Linked DNA regions of Homo sapiens: region 1 is linked to region 2. A link is an interaction called in ENCODE POLR2A ChIA-PET data of the cell type or tissue named here. Cell type or tissue: Panc1. All regions are shown on one strand. Links, peaks and the distances in the headings refer to the core of each region. The heading gives the core; the rest is flanking DNA.

Region 1 (8,327 bases), core at 53-8,052, 62 kb before region 2:
TACTGCAAGCTCCGCCTCCCAGGTTCACGCTATTCTCCCGCCTCAGCCTCCGAAGTAGTCTGGGACTACAGGCGCCCGCCACCACGCCCAGCTAATTTTTTGTATTTTTAGTAGAGACGGGGTTTCACTGTGTTAGCCAGGATGGTCTCGATCTCCTGACCTCGTGATCTGCCTGCCTCGGCCACCCAAAGTGCTGGGATTAAAGGCATGAGCCACCGCACCCGGCCTGTCTGATTTCATAGAAATGAAAAATTTTGTTTGACCAAAATCAACCTGAGCAATGTTAAAAAGAAAAATGACATTTAGGGAGAAAATGTTTTTTGCGTATATAACCAGAGATTAATAACAAGTCTATTTGAAGACTTCTGTAAATCACCAAGAAACTCATAATCCACCCCATAGAAAATGGTAAACCATATGAACAGATAAAGAGGAAGAAGTTTAAATGACAAATACGCTAAACTGCCAATCTGACCATTAATCAGGGAAGTGCAGATTGAAAAAAGGTGTCATTTCCTGGCTAATTTTGCAGTAACAAGAGGAGGTGAATCGTCCCAGGAGCTGGGGAGGAACCTCTGCTCTAGGTAGGGGGACAGGAGGTGGCACCACCCACACACACTGTCACATACCGGCCCTGACATCAGTCCCGTGGCCATGCTTGGACTTGGGCACAGGTGCAGAGACGTCTGAGCTGAATCCCAAGGGCCTCATCCTGATCAAAACCCAGTGTCCTCTCCCGACGCGCACTGCAGAATGAGCAGAACATCTGCGTCCCATTTCTAGTACCGTGCACGGAAAACAAACCCAAATGATCACGTGTGGATGCTCTGTGTGTGCACCAAAGCCCCCGCCTAAAATCAGAGGAGAGATCTGGAAAGATGCCCGGTGCTTTAATGCACCCCGTTGAAAAGGACAGAGGGACAAGAGGACAGGTGGAGATGTTGGTCTTTTCTCCATGCTCCTTATTTTCTCCAAATTGCTTGTGTTTTTAATTAATACATTGAGATATTCAGATAACATGAAAATGTGAAATAAAATGAGAGGCTGTTGGCAGGCTGTCACTAACATGCCCTGCTTGCCTGTTTGCAGGTATGGATCCTGGCGGGAGCCAGTCAACCCCTATTATGTCAATGCCGGCTATGCCCTGGCCCCAGCCACCAGTGCCAACGACAGCGAGCAGCAGAGCCTGTCCAGCGATGCAGACACCCTGTCCCTCACGGACAGCAGCGTGTAAGTCCCGCCCCGGATACCCAGTCCCTCACGGACAGCAGTGTGTAAGTCCGGTCCCAGACACCTTGTCCCTTGAGGACAGCAATGTGTAAGTCCTGCCCCAGACACCCTGTTTCTTGCGGATGGCAGCGTGTAAGTCCCACCCTGCTGCAGAGCGCGGCCAGCTCAGAGGGGGCTTCGTGCTGACCCAGAGATGCCTGGGCTTTGTCTTCAGGAAAAGTGTTTCCTGGCTCCCCAGGTCTCAGTGAGAGTGCGTCTGGACATGCAGGCAGGCTGTACCGCAGAGGCTGTCCTCCAAGCAGTACAAGTGAGGGCTCAGCTTTGTGTCGGTTGCTTCTCTCTGTGACCAGGGCTGCTGGGACCTCCCTATGAGGAAGGATCGAGGGTGAACCTAAGACAGTCTGTAGGCTGCCCGGGCTAGAGTTTGCTCTTTGGTTTTCAGAGTCTGGGGTTTCAGCTTAAAGACAGGCACAGGCCAGCTGCCTCACCACTGGCTGTGGCGAGTGATGTGGTCCCTGAGGGTGGCGTTTCTGCCGACGCTGGTGCAGTACAGGGTCCTGTCTTGTCCCTGTCACCCACTTGGCAAGGGGCTGGGAGCAGGAGTGAGGGAAGATGCTGTGGTTGTGCTGAGGCCTGGGCCACACATGTGTGACGCTCGAGGTGACAGGCAGAAGCTTATTCTTTCATTGTCCAGGGAAACCCCATGTGTAGGAACGTGCTTGTTTTATGACCTCTTCCCCTGTGCTTCGCAGCTGGCTTTTTGGGACCTATGTACACCCCAGCCATTAGATGATGCCAACAGTCTTGTTGCAGTAGGGCACTGGCTGCCAGCCTGTGGGGGTCATTTGGGGTTTTGGTTACCCATGAAGCTCAGACCTTCCCAGCTCTGGTCTGTGCGCCACACGCCACCTGCCCACCAGCCATCCTAGCCAGGGCTGGGGCCGAGCCGCAGGAACCAGGGTCTCCCTGCAGCAGCCTCAGCATTGGAGGAAGCCAGCGGCTATGAACTTGTGAGCAGCTGGAGCCCGCGGACCACCACCCTCCATCCCCACTGCGGCCAGTGGTGTCCCAGATGTCTTTCCCGCTTAGCTGGGTTCTCCATGAGGAAAGCCTGGAGATCTGGATAGGGCTGGAGGAGGAGAGAGGGACTTCTCACCTACTGGTGATTCTGCCCATCTTTTTATGAATATGTTTTAAGTGATGGTCCCACTGTATGTACCATTTTTATGGTTCTTTTCATTTTGAGACAGGATCTCACTGTCACCCAGGCTGGACTGCAATGGTGCGATCTTGGCTTACTGTAGCTTCTGTCTCCTGGTCCCAAGCAATTCTGCCTCAGCCTTCAGAGTTGCTGAGGCTACAAGCGTGCGCCACCACGCCTGGCTAATGATTATTATAATTTTTGTGGAGACGAGGCCTCACTATGCAGTCTCGAACTCCGAGGCTCAAACGGTGCACCCACTTCAGCCTCATGAGTGCTGGGATTACGGGCATGAGCCACTGCATCCGGCTGATGATGATGATTATTTTTGTGGAGACGAGGCCTCACTATGCAGTCTCCAACTCCTGGGCGCAAACTGCACCCACTTCAGCCTCACGAGTGCTGGGATTATGGGCATGAGCCACTGTGCCTGGCTGGTTTGTTCTTTTCATTTGCCTGTCTTTAAACATTTTTCCAAAACCTGAATTTCAGATGAGGAGAACAAGTTGTCACATTCTGTTTCTGAACCAGATTCAGCCAGCCCACATTGCCGTAGGTCTTGGCCCCTTGGTTTTTCCCCAGGTAGCTGTGGTAGTGCAGGGGCAGCTCCCTGCCCCTTCCGGGCAGAGCTGCTGTGTGTGGCTTCTCCTGGTTTCTTTCATCCTCGTTTAATTTTGAATCTTCAAAATAAAATGTTGACGTGATTTTAGCAGCACCTGACTTGAGGTTACTGGAGTTGAAGCAGTGCCTGCCGTGGTCCTGAAGCCTCGGGCCAGGTGGTTGGGTGCAGTGCAGCCCACGGAGCGCCTGACATGCATCCTAGCATCTGGTTTCCCTCTTCCCCAAAACTCTGTTACTACAACAAAAAGTAACCTGCCAACTCAGTTTTCTCAAAAAGTCTCCTAATTCTCTCCAAGAAAAGGGACATATGTTTCCTAAAGGGAGGACCTAAAATAAATAGGTATTTTTTTTCTTGATATTCTGTTCATCTTGGTTTGTACTGAAGTGTTTAACAATTTGGAATGTGAAATTGCTACACGTACTCGAAAGCAAATCAGAGGTAAAAAGTGGACAGGTGAAGAGCATCATTCCGGTGGGGCAGCTGCCCTCAGCTTTTGTGCTGGCGGCAAGCTCACAACATTCCACATGGCACTCGAGAGGCTGTGGGCTGTGGACACAGATGTGGGGTCAGTGTCTAATCCACGGAGGCCTGTGGAGGTTACCCAATCCAAGTATCATGTCTAAGAAACCAGTAGGTTGGTGGCTTCAGGACACTTCAACAAACCCCGAGGCAAGTGTTAGGTGAGTTTTAGATTCACTTGTTCCTGACGCCCACCGTGGCTGAGCCAGACCTGGACTCGGCTCACCATTGCCCACAACACTCAGTGGTGCTGTGACAGCCGAGGATGCCTCAGGAGTTGCCGTGTCTGCCACGCAGCCCTGGGTCGGGCGCTCTCTTCAGTCGTCCTGTGTCTCCTGGCAGCTCTGAGAGGCCCCTGGGTGCGGCACGGATCCCTGGAGCTGCCGTGCTTCCGAAGGCAGCTTTTCTTTCTTTCTTCCTTTTCTTTTTTGAGACGTAGTCTTGCTCTGTTGCCCAGACTGGAGTGCAGTGGCACAATCTCGCCTCACTGCAACCTCCGCCTCCCGGGTTCACGCCATTCTCCTGCCTCAGCCTCCCGAGTAGCTGGGACTACAGGCACTCGCCACCACACCTGGCTAATTTTTTGTATTTTTAGTAGAGACGGGGTTTCACCGTGTTAGCCAGGATGGTCTCGATCTCCTGACCTCGTGATCCGCCCGCCTCGGCCTCCCACAGTGCTGGGATGACAGGCATGAGCCACTGCGCCCAGCCCGAAGGCAGCTTTTCTAATAGCTGGGAGAGGGCGAGGGCTTTCATGAAGGATGGTTGTGCGTGAGTTATCTTAACCCTGGGGTAATTATTCAGACCATGTATAATCTGACTTTCGTGTTTTAATGATCTTCTAAAGGGTTCATAAAGAAAACCTGTTGCGGGCTGGGCGCGGTGGCGCATGCCTGTAATCCCAGCAGTTTGGGAGGCCGAGGCAGGCGGATCACGGGGTCAGGAGATTGAGACCATCGTGGTTAACACAGTGAAACCCCGTCTCTACTAAATAATACAAAAAATTAGCCGGGCGTGGTGGCGGGCACCTGTAGTCCCAGCTACTCGGGAGGCTGAGGCAGGAGAATGGCGTGAACCCGGGAGCGGCTTGCAGTGATCCGAGATCGCGCCACTACACTCCAGCCTGGGCGACAGAGCAAGACTCCGTCTCAAAAAGAAAAAAATAAAAGAAAACCTGTTGCTAAAGAGCTACCTTGTGCCTCCCTCAGAGACCACACTGCCCTGCCAGCTCCTGGAGAGAAGCAGAGTGTGCAGCCTTGGCATCTCCTATCTTTCCGTGGGGCACTGGTTGTCCTGGCTGCCCACTGTGCAATCCTGAAATGTTTTTGGTCCATTTAGCAATGCCCTCCAAGGCAGGCACACTGCACAGTGGTCTAGGCCACAAGCAGGGGCCAGCAAACGTTTCCCGTGCAGGGCTGGCAGTGAATATGTGAGGCTTTGCAGCCGCATGCAGTCCCTGTCACAGATTCTTCCCCCACCCTTTAAAAATGTAGAAACCTTGGCCGGGCGCCGTGGCTTGCGCCTGTAATTACTCCCAGCACTTTGCGAGGCCGAGGCGGGCGGATCACGAGGTCAGGAGATCGAGACTCTCCTGGCTAACACAGTGAAACCCCGTGTCTACTAAAAATACAAAAAAATTAGCTGGGCGTGGTGGCGGGCACCTGTAGTCCCAGCTACTCAGGAGGCTGAGGCAGGAGAATAGCGTGAACCCGGGAGGTGGAGCTTGCAGTGAGCCGAGATTGTGCCACTGCACTCCAGCCTGGGCGACAGAGCGAGACTCCATCTCAAAAAAAAGAAGAAAAAAAAATGTAGAAACCACTCTTAGCTGTCAGGCCCTAAAGAACAGGCAGGCACAAGGAGGCTTTGTGGAGGTGCCCAGTAAATACCAGCTAGGAAGACGCGTGGCTGGGCACCTGGGCTTTACCATCACGTGTGAACCTTTGTGTGTACATGTTCCCCTGTGCACACATGGGTGCCTGCATCACCTGTGTGCACGTGTCTCAGTGGTGGTGGCTCACAGGTGTCCTCATCATTGCCTGCTGACCGGCGGTCGGGGCCAGGAGCTCTATTGGCACGGTGCTGGCCCTCCTGCTCCTCTCTGAGTTAACGGCTGCCTCTTTCTCCTGGACAGGGATGGGATCCCCCCATACAGGATCCGTAAGCAGCACCGCAGGGAGATGCAGGAGAGCGTGCAGGTCAATGGGCGGGTGCCCCTACCTCACATTCCCGTAAGTACCGGCTTTGCGGTCCTCAGCCCATCGTCCTCCCCGCTCAGCGTGGGCCTGGTGAACTGGTCCGCGGGAAAGGCACTTGCCTGGCCTCCCACGAGCCAGGCTTACCTCTAGGCGTAAGCGTGTGATCCCAGCAACATCTGCAAGTGGCCAGTCCCTGAGGGCAGCAGGGGACATCAAGTCTCAGGCAGCATTTAGGGCCCAGAGGGAGCTGTTCATTCAGAAGAGCCCCCATGCCCCAAGGCCACACCCTCCCTGGTGGCAGGAAGTGTCTTGCCTTGTGAAGGTGGATGCTTCCCCTCAAGAGGGGGAGCTCTGAGCCTTTCTCAAGACTCAGAGCCCAGGCCTGGCCCCTGCACAGCCCTTGGGGAAAACTTGGTGTTTTTGTGGCTGAACAGTGGTCGTCTCCAGGTAAACGTCTTGACTTTAAAGCTGCCTTGGCTTTCGCTGTTGCATAGAATAATGGCACCTTTGCCCAGTCTCGGGCATGGGGGCTTGGCTGGGCAGTAGGTCATGGAGCTGAGTGCTAGCTGGAGCCCAGCACAGCCTGACTCCGTCTACAGAGCATTCCTGCGCTGATGAACAGATTAATGATCTTTCCTTATTTTGATGGGTTGACTTTGAACAGGAAAGATGTTACGGGAAGATGAGAAAAGTGTTTTCTTTTTTTTTTTTTGAGATAGGAGTTTTGCTGTCACTGCAAGCTCTGCCTCCCGGGTTCACGTCATTCTCCTGCCTCAGCCTCCCGAGTAGCTGGGAGTACAGGCGCCTGCCACCACGCCCGGCTAATTTTTTGTATTTTTAGTAGAGATGGGGTTTCACCGTATTAGCCAGGATGGTCTCGATCTCCTGACCTCGTGATCCGCCCGTTTCAGCCTCCCAAAGTGCTGGGATTACAGGTGTGAGCCACTGCGCAACGCACTGTTAGCCGCGGTGTCTGAGGTTAAACCACGTGACCATCTGAGTGTCTGTGCAGGGAAGTAGGCATTTTGAGAGCACTGACACAGTCTTGGTCAGGATTTCTTAGCCTTTTAGCTTTTCTGCAGACATCAGTTTCCAAGTCAGGAATTTCTTTATGGTTGAAAAGAAAGGATGTTGGTTTGTTATCACTTCTGAGAAGATGCCAGCCAACCCTTGACTCAGGTTTGGCTAAAACTAGGCACTGATGGTGTCTACTTAACAAAAAGTGGCTGACACTGTAGGCTGTGTGTGGGTGCGTGCGTGTGTGCGTGCTTGTGCTGTGGAAGATCTGGGGCCCTGCCTGCCAGGCATGGCCCAAGGCTATCATGAGGTCACAGCCCAAGTCGAGGGCACCTGCACAGCCACCGGCCTCTGATTTTCAAGTCACAGGTCCTGAACGTCAAGAACCCGCGGAGCCGCTGGGATGACGGAGGCCCGAGAGACAAGACAGCTGAGCAACCACAGGCCCGGAACAGCCCTCTGTGCCCATGAGGACGGGGCTTGAGTGGGCTGAGGCCCGCGGGAGGCTTCTGTCCACAGGGGTGCCCCGATTTTGGGGTGCTGGTCAGAGTCTTCGTGTGTAGAAAGTGCATGCCACAGACTCTGGATGAGGGGGCATCAGGCAGACAACCTCCCCTCAGAAGGGTCAGGAAGGACAGAAGCTGTGGAGTGCGTTGGTGCCTGGAACGTGGACCTGGAAAGACCTCTCAGGATGCAACACAGAGAAAAGAGGATGCCTATGGCGAGTCCCTGGTGTCGTCGTCAGAACCTTCCAGAACCGAGGGAAGCACAGAGCCCTCAGGTCCTGGAGGGTCACATTTGAGTCGCCAGGAAGATGAAAGCCAACAGAGGCGGCAGGCACAGACAGGAGCAGGCCCTGCTGCGTTCCGCACCCCCAGAGGGCCCTTGTGTGGTGGGGTGGGGGCCGCAGTGTGCGTTTCTGTGTGAACAGTCTGCAGCAAACAACCTCATCGGAGGCTCTGTAGGAACCTGCATCAGGTCCATGTGGCCTGTCAGGTGGGGCTGTGGTTGGAACCTTCGGTGGGAGGTCCCTCAGCCAGAGGCCCAAGTGAGAAACCCACATCACGGGCACAGCTGCCCGGGGCCTGCTCACTGCTGCTACTGGGAAACTGGACCCGAGGATGGTGGTGAGCAGAGGCGGGGGGAGGCCCAGGAAGCCGATAAGCTAGCAGGACGTGCCGTGGTTGCACTGCCCACTTCTGCTCTGTTGAGGGCCTTGGTTTTGCAAAAGCTATGCCGTTTCTCTGGTGAGTCCATGGCTCTGCAGCAGGGACAGCAGGAGGGGAGTAGCTTAGACGCTCATAGGAGCAGAACCCTGTTGTGGCTGCACCCACGGAGGCCCAGGCTGTGTGCACCTTGTGAGACTCTTTAACACCTGCCCATCAGAGTTGGAGCAGGTTCATCCCGAAAAGCCCCCTGCCCCCACTGTCCATGGAAAAATTGTCTTCTACAAAACTGGTCCCTGGTGCCAAAAGGTTGGGGGCCGTGGCTTTACAGCATCTGGTACCAGAATGCGTGCCCTGCGGGGAGGGGCCTCTTCATC
Region 2 (8,327 bases), core at 243-8,242:
CTCAGCCTCTGAGCATATCTGAGCCACCTTCCACCAGCCTCAAGCACAGATGGAAAAGGTGACCCAGGTGCGCACACATGGACTCCCTGGAGGGCCACAGACCCAAAATTCAAAGTACCCGGAGTGAAGATGGGCTCTGGGCGGGCAGGCTTGCACCTCCCTAGCTGTGTGACCAGGACATGTGCTTTGACTGAACTGTGCCTCAGTTTCCTTATCTGTAAAACAAACAATATCTACTTTAGAAGCCTGTTCTAAGGATTAAATAATTAAATGTAGCCGGGCGTGGTGGCTCACACCTGTAATCCCAGTACTTTGGCAGGCCGAGGCGTGCGGATCACGAGGTCAGGAGATCAAGACCATCCTGGCTAACTCGGTGAAACCCCATCTCTACTAAAAATACAAAAAATTAGCAGGGCACGGTGGCGGGCACCTGTAGTCCCAGCTACTTGGGAGGCTGAGGCTGGAGAATGGCGTGAACCCGGGAGGCGGAGCTTGCAGTGAGCCGAGATCACGCCAGTGCACTCCAGCCTGGGCGACAGAGTGACACTCCGTCTCAAAAAAAAAAATTAAATGCATATAAAGTACTTATAAGATCATATGATACACAGTAAACATTCAAACACTACCTAATTATTATTAATAAAATATGTTCATGGATAAGCACAGACTAACTAGAAAAAAATAAAATAAAATATATTCAAACAGAAGTCCGCAGGGGAGGACAGGGGACAGCTGTGTTGAGTGAGCTCGGTGCTGGGAGTAACTTCTGAGCCCCAATTCTGAGGGGAAAAACATGCCCTCTCCTTCCCCTGGTTCCTGCTGGCCGGACCGGGGGTGGATGCGGTGGGGAAACCGGCAGTCGCCGTCTTAGAAACCAAAACGGAAAACACATTTGAACATGGGAAAGGCACAGGGCCCCTGATATCTGCCAACCACCACCACCCAGCCTGAGCTGCTTCGACTGTATAAAACGAGAAAAAAACAAACTTCCATTTTGTCTCAGGCAAGATTTTTGTTATTTTGGTTCCTTTTAAACAACCAAACCGATGTCCTAACACATCATACTGAGAGACTGGACGTGATCATGCAGATTTGAGGTAAAACCTTCACCTACCCAAAAAGGAAGTCAACAGTTCACAGCAAAGGGAGGGGTGAAAGATGAAAGAGGGCGTGCGGAGGTCAGCGAGGGAAGGCGAGGAAAAGCTGAGCTGAAAGCCGCACCCTCTGGGGAAGGGTCAGGAAGACAGAGAGATAAGGGACTGCTGGCTTTTGTTTTAAACTGTTCACTCGGACTTTGTCTTTGCCTAATTATATAATAAAAGTAACTCACTTAATAACCTGTGTATGACACTAGAATGGCTTTAATTTTAAAAGGGAAAAACGACGAGTCTGGGTGAGGATGTGGAGAAATCAGAACATCGTACGTTGCTGGTGGGACTGTAAAATGATGCCGCTGCTGTGAAACACAGTCTGGCAGATCCTCAAAAAGTTAAACACAGAACTACCATACTCTCCAGCAAGTCCAGTCCTAGGTGTACACCCACAAGAATTAAAAACAGACTTTCCGGCCGGGCACGGTGGCTCACGGCTGTAATCCCAGCACTTTTGAGAGGCCGAGGCAGGCAGATCACAAGGTCAAGAGATTGAGACCATCCTGGACAACATGGTGAAAACCGCATCTCTACTAAAAATACAAAAATTAGCTGGGCATGGTGGCGGGCGCCTGTAGTCCCAGCTACTCGGGAGGCTGAGGCAGGAGAATGGCTTGAACCTGGGAGGCAGAGGTTGTAGTGAGCCAAGATCGCGCCACTGCACTCCAGCCTGGGCGACAGTGAGACTCTGTCTCAAAAAAAAAAAAAAAACAAAAAACAGAAAAACAGAGACATGGCCAGCACGGTGGCTCATGCCTGTAATGCCAGTACTTTGGGAGGCCAAAGCAGGAGGATCCCTTGAGGATTGCTCGAGGCTGCAGTGAGCTCTGATCATGCCACCGCACTCTAGCCTGGGCAACAGAGAGACCCATCTCTTTTTTTTTTTTTTTTTTTGAGACGGAGTCTCATTCTGTCGCCCAGGCTAGAGTGCAGTGGCATGATCTTGGCTCACTGTAAGCTCTGCCTCCCCCGTTCACACCATTCTCCTGCCTCAGCCTCCCGAATAGCTGGGACTATGGGCGTCCGCCACCATGCCTGGCTAATTTTTTGTATTTTTAGTAGAGATGGGGTTTCACCATGTTAGCCAGGATGGTCTCGATCTCCTGACCTCGTGATCCACCCGCACTGGCCTCCCAAACTGCTGGGATTACAGGCATGAGCCACCACGCCTGGCCAAGACCCCATCTCTTAAAAAAAAAAAAAAAAAAAAAAAAAAACCTGGCTAGGCATGGTGGCTTATGCCTGTAATCGCAGCACTCTGGGAGTCCGAGTGAGTGGAGTGCTTGACCTCAGGAGTTTGAGAACAGCCTGGGCAATGTGGCGAGACTCTGTCTCTACTAAAAATACCAAAAAAATTAGTTGGGTATGGCGGCGCTCGCCCGTGGTCTCAGCTACCCGGAGGCTGGGGTAGGAAGATCACTAGAGCCCAGGGGGGTGGAGGCTGCAGTGAGCTGAGATCACGCCACTGCACTGCCACCTGGGTGACAGAGCAAGACCCCATCTCAAAAAAAACAAAACAAAAAAAAACCCTACTGCAGAGGCTCAAACAAAAACTTGTAAATAAATGTTCATATTGGTTCATTATTAACAACAGCCAAAATGTAGAAACAACCCAGATGTCCAACAACATATGAACGTATCGGCTGGGCGCAGTGGCTCACGCCTGTGATCCCAACACTTTGAGAGGCCAAGGCGGGAGGATTACGAGGTCAGGCGTTCGAGACCAGCCTGGCCAATATGGTGAAAGCCATCTCTACTAAAAATACAAAAAAACTAGATGGGCATGGTGGCAGGCGCTTGTAATCCCAGCTACTCGGGAGGCTGAGGCAGGAGAATCGCTTGAACCCGGGAGGTGGAAGTTGCAGTGAGCCAAGATTGCACCATTGCACTCCAGCCTGGGCAATAGAGGGAGACTCCTTCTCAAAAACAAAACAAAACAAAACATATGAATGGATAAACAAAATGTGGCCTATCCATAATACAGTGCATAATTACACCATAATGCAGTGGTGTGTTTTTCAGCCATGGTAAAAACTAAAATTCTGACACATTATAAAATTATGCTAAATGCAATGACTAGGACACGAAGGTCCCCTGTAGTGTGAAACGCCCAGAACAGGCAAATCCACAGAGGCAGGGAGTAGACTCGTGGGGGCCAGGTGCGGAACAGGGAGAGTCGGGAATGACTGCTATGGGCTGAGGGTTTCTTTGTGGGATGATGAAAATAGTGGTGATGGTTACAAAATGCTGTGATCATACCAAATGTTACTAATGGCAAATTTTACGTTATGTACATTTTACCACAATAAGAAAAAATGTGTGCATTCTCCTAGGTGCTGAGGCTTAAGTTTTAACATCTTGGAAGTCAGAAAAGGTGTGCTTATCAAAGGCAGTGAGTTAGAACACGGAAAATCAAACAATGAGTCGCGACCAAGGACCTCATTAAACCCAAGCAGCTGGCATGGGGGTGGGGAAGGCAGGACGTGGGTTGTCTGGAAAAGGTAACTAGGGAAAAAGCCAGCAACAGAACGTAGGAGTGCCTCATTGCCAGGGCCTGAGGGGCTGGGGCCAGGGCTGGAAGAAGAGGAGACGGCCATTAATTCAGCAAATCTAGCCACCATGTCCCCAAGGAAGGGATGTGTGAAATGTTTAAAACATAGATTCCTGGCCGGGCGCGGTGGCTCACGCCTGTAGTCCCAGCACTTTGAGAGGCCGAGGTGGGAGGATCACGAGGTCAGGAGATCTAGAGCATCCTGGCTAACACGGTGAAACCCCGTCTCTACTAAGAATACAAAAAATTAGCTGGGTGTGGCGGCATGCGCCTATAGGAGGCTGCGGCAGGAGAACGGCGTGAACCCGGGAGGTGGAGCTTGCAGTGAGCCGAGATCGCGCCACTGCACTCCAGCCTGGGCGACAGAGCGAGACTCCGTCTAAAAAGAAAAATTTTTTTTAAATAATAAATAAATAAAACATAGATTCCTTTGGCAAAGGAAAGAAAAAAACGGAGTAAGAACCAGAATGTTATAATTCTGGATTTCTATCTTTACGGCTTTAAACTTAAGAGCTTTAAAATTGCAGCCAAGAAATTCGAGCTCTGAGCCTCAGCTGTCCTCATCTGGTGGGAGCTAGAGCATCAAAGAAAGCGTGCAGGAAAGCACTACTCAAGGAGGGGCATCAACCGCCACCACCAGGAATCTGAAAACACCACCCATCCAGCCACGGGCCCACCAGTCCTCACCTACCTGGTCGTGGGAGTGCCCGGAGGACGTCCTCGATGTGGACTCCTGCTGGTGCATCTGGTCGTGAGCTGTGGACGGGGAATCTGTGCCTTCGCAAGCCCAGGTGGACCTAGGGATCATAAAGCCACTTGTCAAGTGCAGCTCAGGCAGCCTGCGAAGGTGGCAGGTCAGGAACTTAGATCCTCCCAAAGACATGACTCTCAGTGGTGGCTCCACATGAAAATAACTTGGGTGCTTTCGCAATCCTGATGCCACCCCCAGAAGGACTAAGTTGGCCACTTTGGGTGTGGGGTCCCAGTCAGGAGCAGCTGCTGGCACTCTCCAGCTGATTCCAGGGTGGAGCCAAGCAGAGAAGAACAGACCGAGAAGTCTGCCCTTGTTCGGTTCATCCCACTCTAACTACCAGATGATGGCCAGACATCTCCTGACCCTCAAGGGGAGACTGCATCCCCCCACAGCCAGCCTGGAAGCAAGCAAGGCAAAGGGGAAAGGGCCTCTTCCTCTGAAGATGCCGCCCGGCCTGTATTCTGGGTTTTCTGTTCCTTGGAGTTCACAGCAAGCTTAGTAAAGTCAATCCAAATGCAGACCTCAAGCTAGTAAATTATATCACTCCCTTTCTTAATCCTTCTTCTAATATGTAAGCTATGACCAAAGGACCCTGCAAGACAATTACTATTAATGTAGTTTGGATTTATAATTTTAAAAAATCAGTAATAAATATATACAACATTTAAAAGGGCCAGGTGCACTGCCTCACACCTGTAATCCCAGCACTTTGGGGGACTGAGGCAGGTGGGTCGCTTGAGCCTAGGAGTTTGAGACCAGCCTGGGCAACAGGGGACACTTCTTCTCTACCCAAAAATACAAAAATCAGCCAGGTGTGGTGGTGGGCACCTATAGTCCCAACTACTCAGGAGGCTGAGGCAGGAGGATTGCTTGAGCCCGGGAGGTCAAGGCTGCAGTGAGCGATGGCCAGGACACTGCACTCCATCCTGGGCAACAGAACAAGACCCTGTTTCAAAAAAACCCACAAAACTTAAAAACTATAAAAGGGTAAATCTCCTTTCATCTTGTGGCTCCCAGGCTCAAGAGGGGAAGCATGGTACCAGTTTCATATGGGTCCTTCCAGAAGTATTCTCTATGTGGATAAGCATGGAGTATATAAAGTATACAATCTATATGAAAAAAATGTGACTAGAATGGTCGAGTTATAAGGTGGCTTCTAAAAATTAAAGGAAAAATAAAATTCAAACTACTTACTTATCTCTACAGCATGATTTGTCATGTTAAATCAGACCAAACTGGACATTCTGTGGCAGGGACAGAGAAAGTACTGTCATTTTCTCAATTCCTGCCTTTTGAATTGGAGAGCCTGGCCGAAAGGACAAACATTTCCCCCATGCACGGACCATCTCTGTAACAAGATTTAGAAGGACAAAGGGAAAAAACTCTCTAAATGCTCATTAGTAACACGGTTGGGGATTTGGGTCATCTGTGTCTTGTGAGCATCTACAATTGGTCCAGTGTCCTCACCTGCAGAGCAGAATGAAATAAGACATATCACATACGTGTGAGGGAAGACAGAAACAGAGGCTTCAGAAGGCAAAGCCCCATTACGGGACGCAAAACAATGCAGGCAATTGACTTAACCAGATGAGCACCCACCTGAACCCAGCACTGGGCTCCACTCTGAGAGGGTTCCCAGACAGTCAGGCCCCGCAGTGCCTCCATGGGGACTCTCCCACCACTTGGGCGAACCCAGGTCAGGGTAGAAAATGGCACTGAACATTTTTGGGAGGATCATCATTTTAACTGACAAACACAGGTTTCTAAAACCGAGCCAGCCGTTGAGGCATTTATGAAAAACACAGACTGATCTAAGATCAAAAGAGTTTGTGAGAAACTGATTTAAAAATCATTAATAAGGCCAGGCGCGGTGGCTCACGCCTATAATCCCAGCCCTTTGGGAGGCCAAGGCAGGCGGAGTACCTGAGGTCAGGAGTTCGAGACCAGCCTGGCCAACATGGTGAAACCCCATCTCTACTAAAAAATACAAAAATTAGTCGGGCGTGGTGGCGGGCACCTTAATCCCAGTCACTTGGGAGTCAAGGGCAGGAGAATTGTTTGAACCTGGGAGGCAGAGGTTGCAGTCAGCCGAGATTGAGCCATCGCACTCAAGCCTGAGGGACAACAGCAAGACTTCTCTTAAAAAAAAAAAATCATTAATAAGGCTGGGAGTGTTGTCTCATGTCTATAATCCCAGCACTTTGCCAGGCCGAGGCGCATGGAAAGCTTGAGTTCAGTTCAAGACCAGCCTGGGCAACACGGTGAGACCGTTTCTAAAAAGAAAGAAAAAAAAAATCAGCCCGGTGTGGTGGCACACGCCTGTGGTCTTAGCTACCCAGGAGCTGAGGTGGGAGGGTCACTTGAAGCCAGGAAGTGGAGGCTGCAATGAGTGGTGATCACGCCACTGCCCTCCAGCCTGGTGACACAGAGTAAAGCTCTGTCTCAAAACAAAACAAAACAGAACAAAACATCGATAAAACAACAAAACCAACAATCAATCAATTAAAAAACCACCAACTGACCGGGCGTGGTGGTTTGCGCCTGTAATCCCAGCACTTTCGGAGGCCGAGGCAGGCAGATCACGAAGTCAGGAGTTCGAGACCAGCCTGAACAACATGGTGAAACCCCACCTCTGCTAAAATAAAAAAATTAGATGAGTATGGTGGCATGCGCCTATAATCCCAACTACTCAGGAGGCTGAGGCAGGAGAATCACTTGAGCCTGGGAGGCAGAGGTTGCAGTGAGCCAAGATCGTGCCACTGCACTCCAGCCTGGGCAACAGAGCAAGACCCCCATCTCAAAAAAAGAAAAAAACAAAAACAAAACAAAACAAAACAAAACACCAATCGATCGAAAAAAAAAAAACACCAGCTGGCTGGGCATGGTGGCTCACGCCTGTAATACCAGCACTTTAGGAGGCCAAAGCGGGCGGATCACAAGGTCAGGAGATTGAGACCATCCTGGCTAACACGGTGAAACCCCATCTCTACTAAAAATACAAAAAATTAGCCGGGTGTGGTGGCGGGCACCTTTAGTCCCAGCTACTCGGGAGGCTGAGGCAGGAGAATGGCGTGAACCCGGGAGGCAGAGCTTGCAGTGAGCCAAGATCGCACCACTGCACTCCAGCCTGGGCGACAGAGCAAGACTATCTCAAAAAAAAAAAAAAAAAAAAAAGCCACCACCTACTCAGGAGGCTGAGGCAGGAGAACTGCTTGAACCCAGGAGGCAGAGGTTGCGGTGAGCCGAGACTGCACCACTGTGCTCCAGCCTGGGTGAGAGTGAGACCTCGTCACAAAAAAAAAAAAAAATCCACCAATCAAGATAAACTCCAAATGAATTAAAAATGTAAACATTATTATTATTATTATTATTTTTTTGAGACAGAATCTTGCTCTGTCACCTAGGCGGGAGTACAATGGCGTGATCTTGGCTCACTGCAACCTCTGCCTCCTGGGTTCAAGCGATTCTCCTGCCTCAGCCTCCTGAGTGGCTGGGACTATAGGCACCCACCACCACACCCACCACCGCACCCAGCTAATTTTTGTATTTTTAGTAGAGACGGTTTCACCATGATGATCAGGCTGGTCTAGAACTGCTGACCTCGTGATCTGCCCACCTAAGCCTCTCAAAGTGCTGGGATTACAGGCGTGAGCCACTGCGCCTGGCCAAAAATGTAAACATTATTTTTAACAAACATTAAACTAAAAGAAAATAGAAGAGAATGTTTATGTATTGTTAGGGAAAGTCTTGAACGCATGACCCCAAAGGTGGAAATCATTAAGAAAAACACTGATGAACTAAATATATTATGAAATGTCTAACCCAAGCTTGTCCAACCCTCGGCCCAGGATGGCTTGAAGTGTGGCCTAAC

The links. ChIA-PET counts read pairs that join two places held together with the same protein. Peaks named below come from ENCODE experiments on the same cell type or tissue, not always from the same donor. Only the 100,000 strongest peaks of a DNase experiment are listed, where the experiment ranks them.
Region 1: POLR2A ChIA-PET joins it to region 2 with 10 read pairs; 6 of 35 experiments call an interaction of 5 or more read pairs at or near these places.

The regions. Positions count from the first base shown.
Region 1 is chr16:307,446-315,772 of GRCh38, reverse strand. AXIN1 (axin 1) reads left to right here. Exons shown (of 11, transcript NM_003502.4): 3 at 1,090-1,230; 4 at 5,704-5,800. Among named protein-coding and RNA genes, the nearest start is that of PDIA2, 28 kb to the right of the region's middle. RefSeq lists enhancers at 5,330-5,844, 5,845-6,359. In Panc1, for the core only: no CTCF peak of the experiment used is centred there; no DNase peak of the experiment used is centred there.
Region 2 is chr16:245,721-254,047 of GRCh38, reverse strand. FAM234A (family with sequence similarity 234 member A) reads right to left here. Exons shown (of 13, transcript NM_032039.4): 2 at 4,394-4,499. Among named protein-coding and RNA genes, the nearest start is that of FAM234A, 15 kb to the right of the region's middle. In Panc1, for the core only: no CTCF peak of the experiment used is centred there; a DNase peak (open chromatin) is centred at 3,587.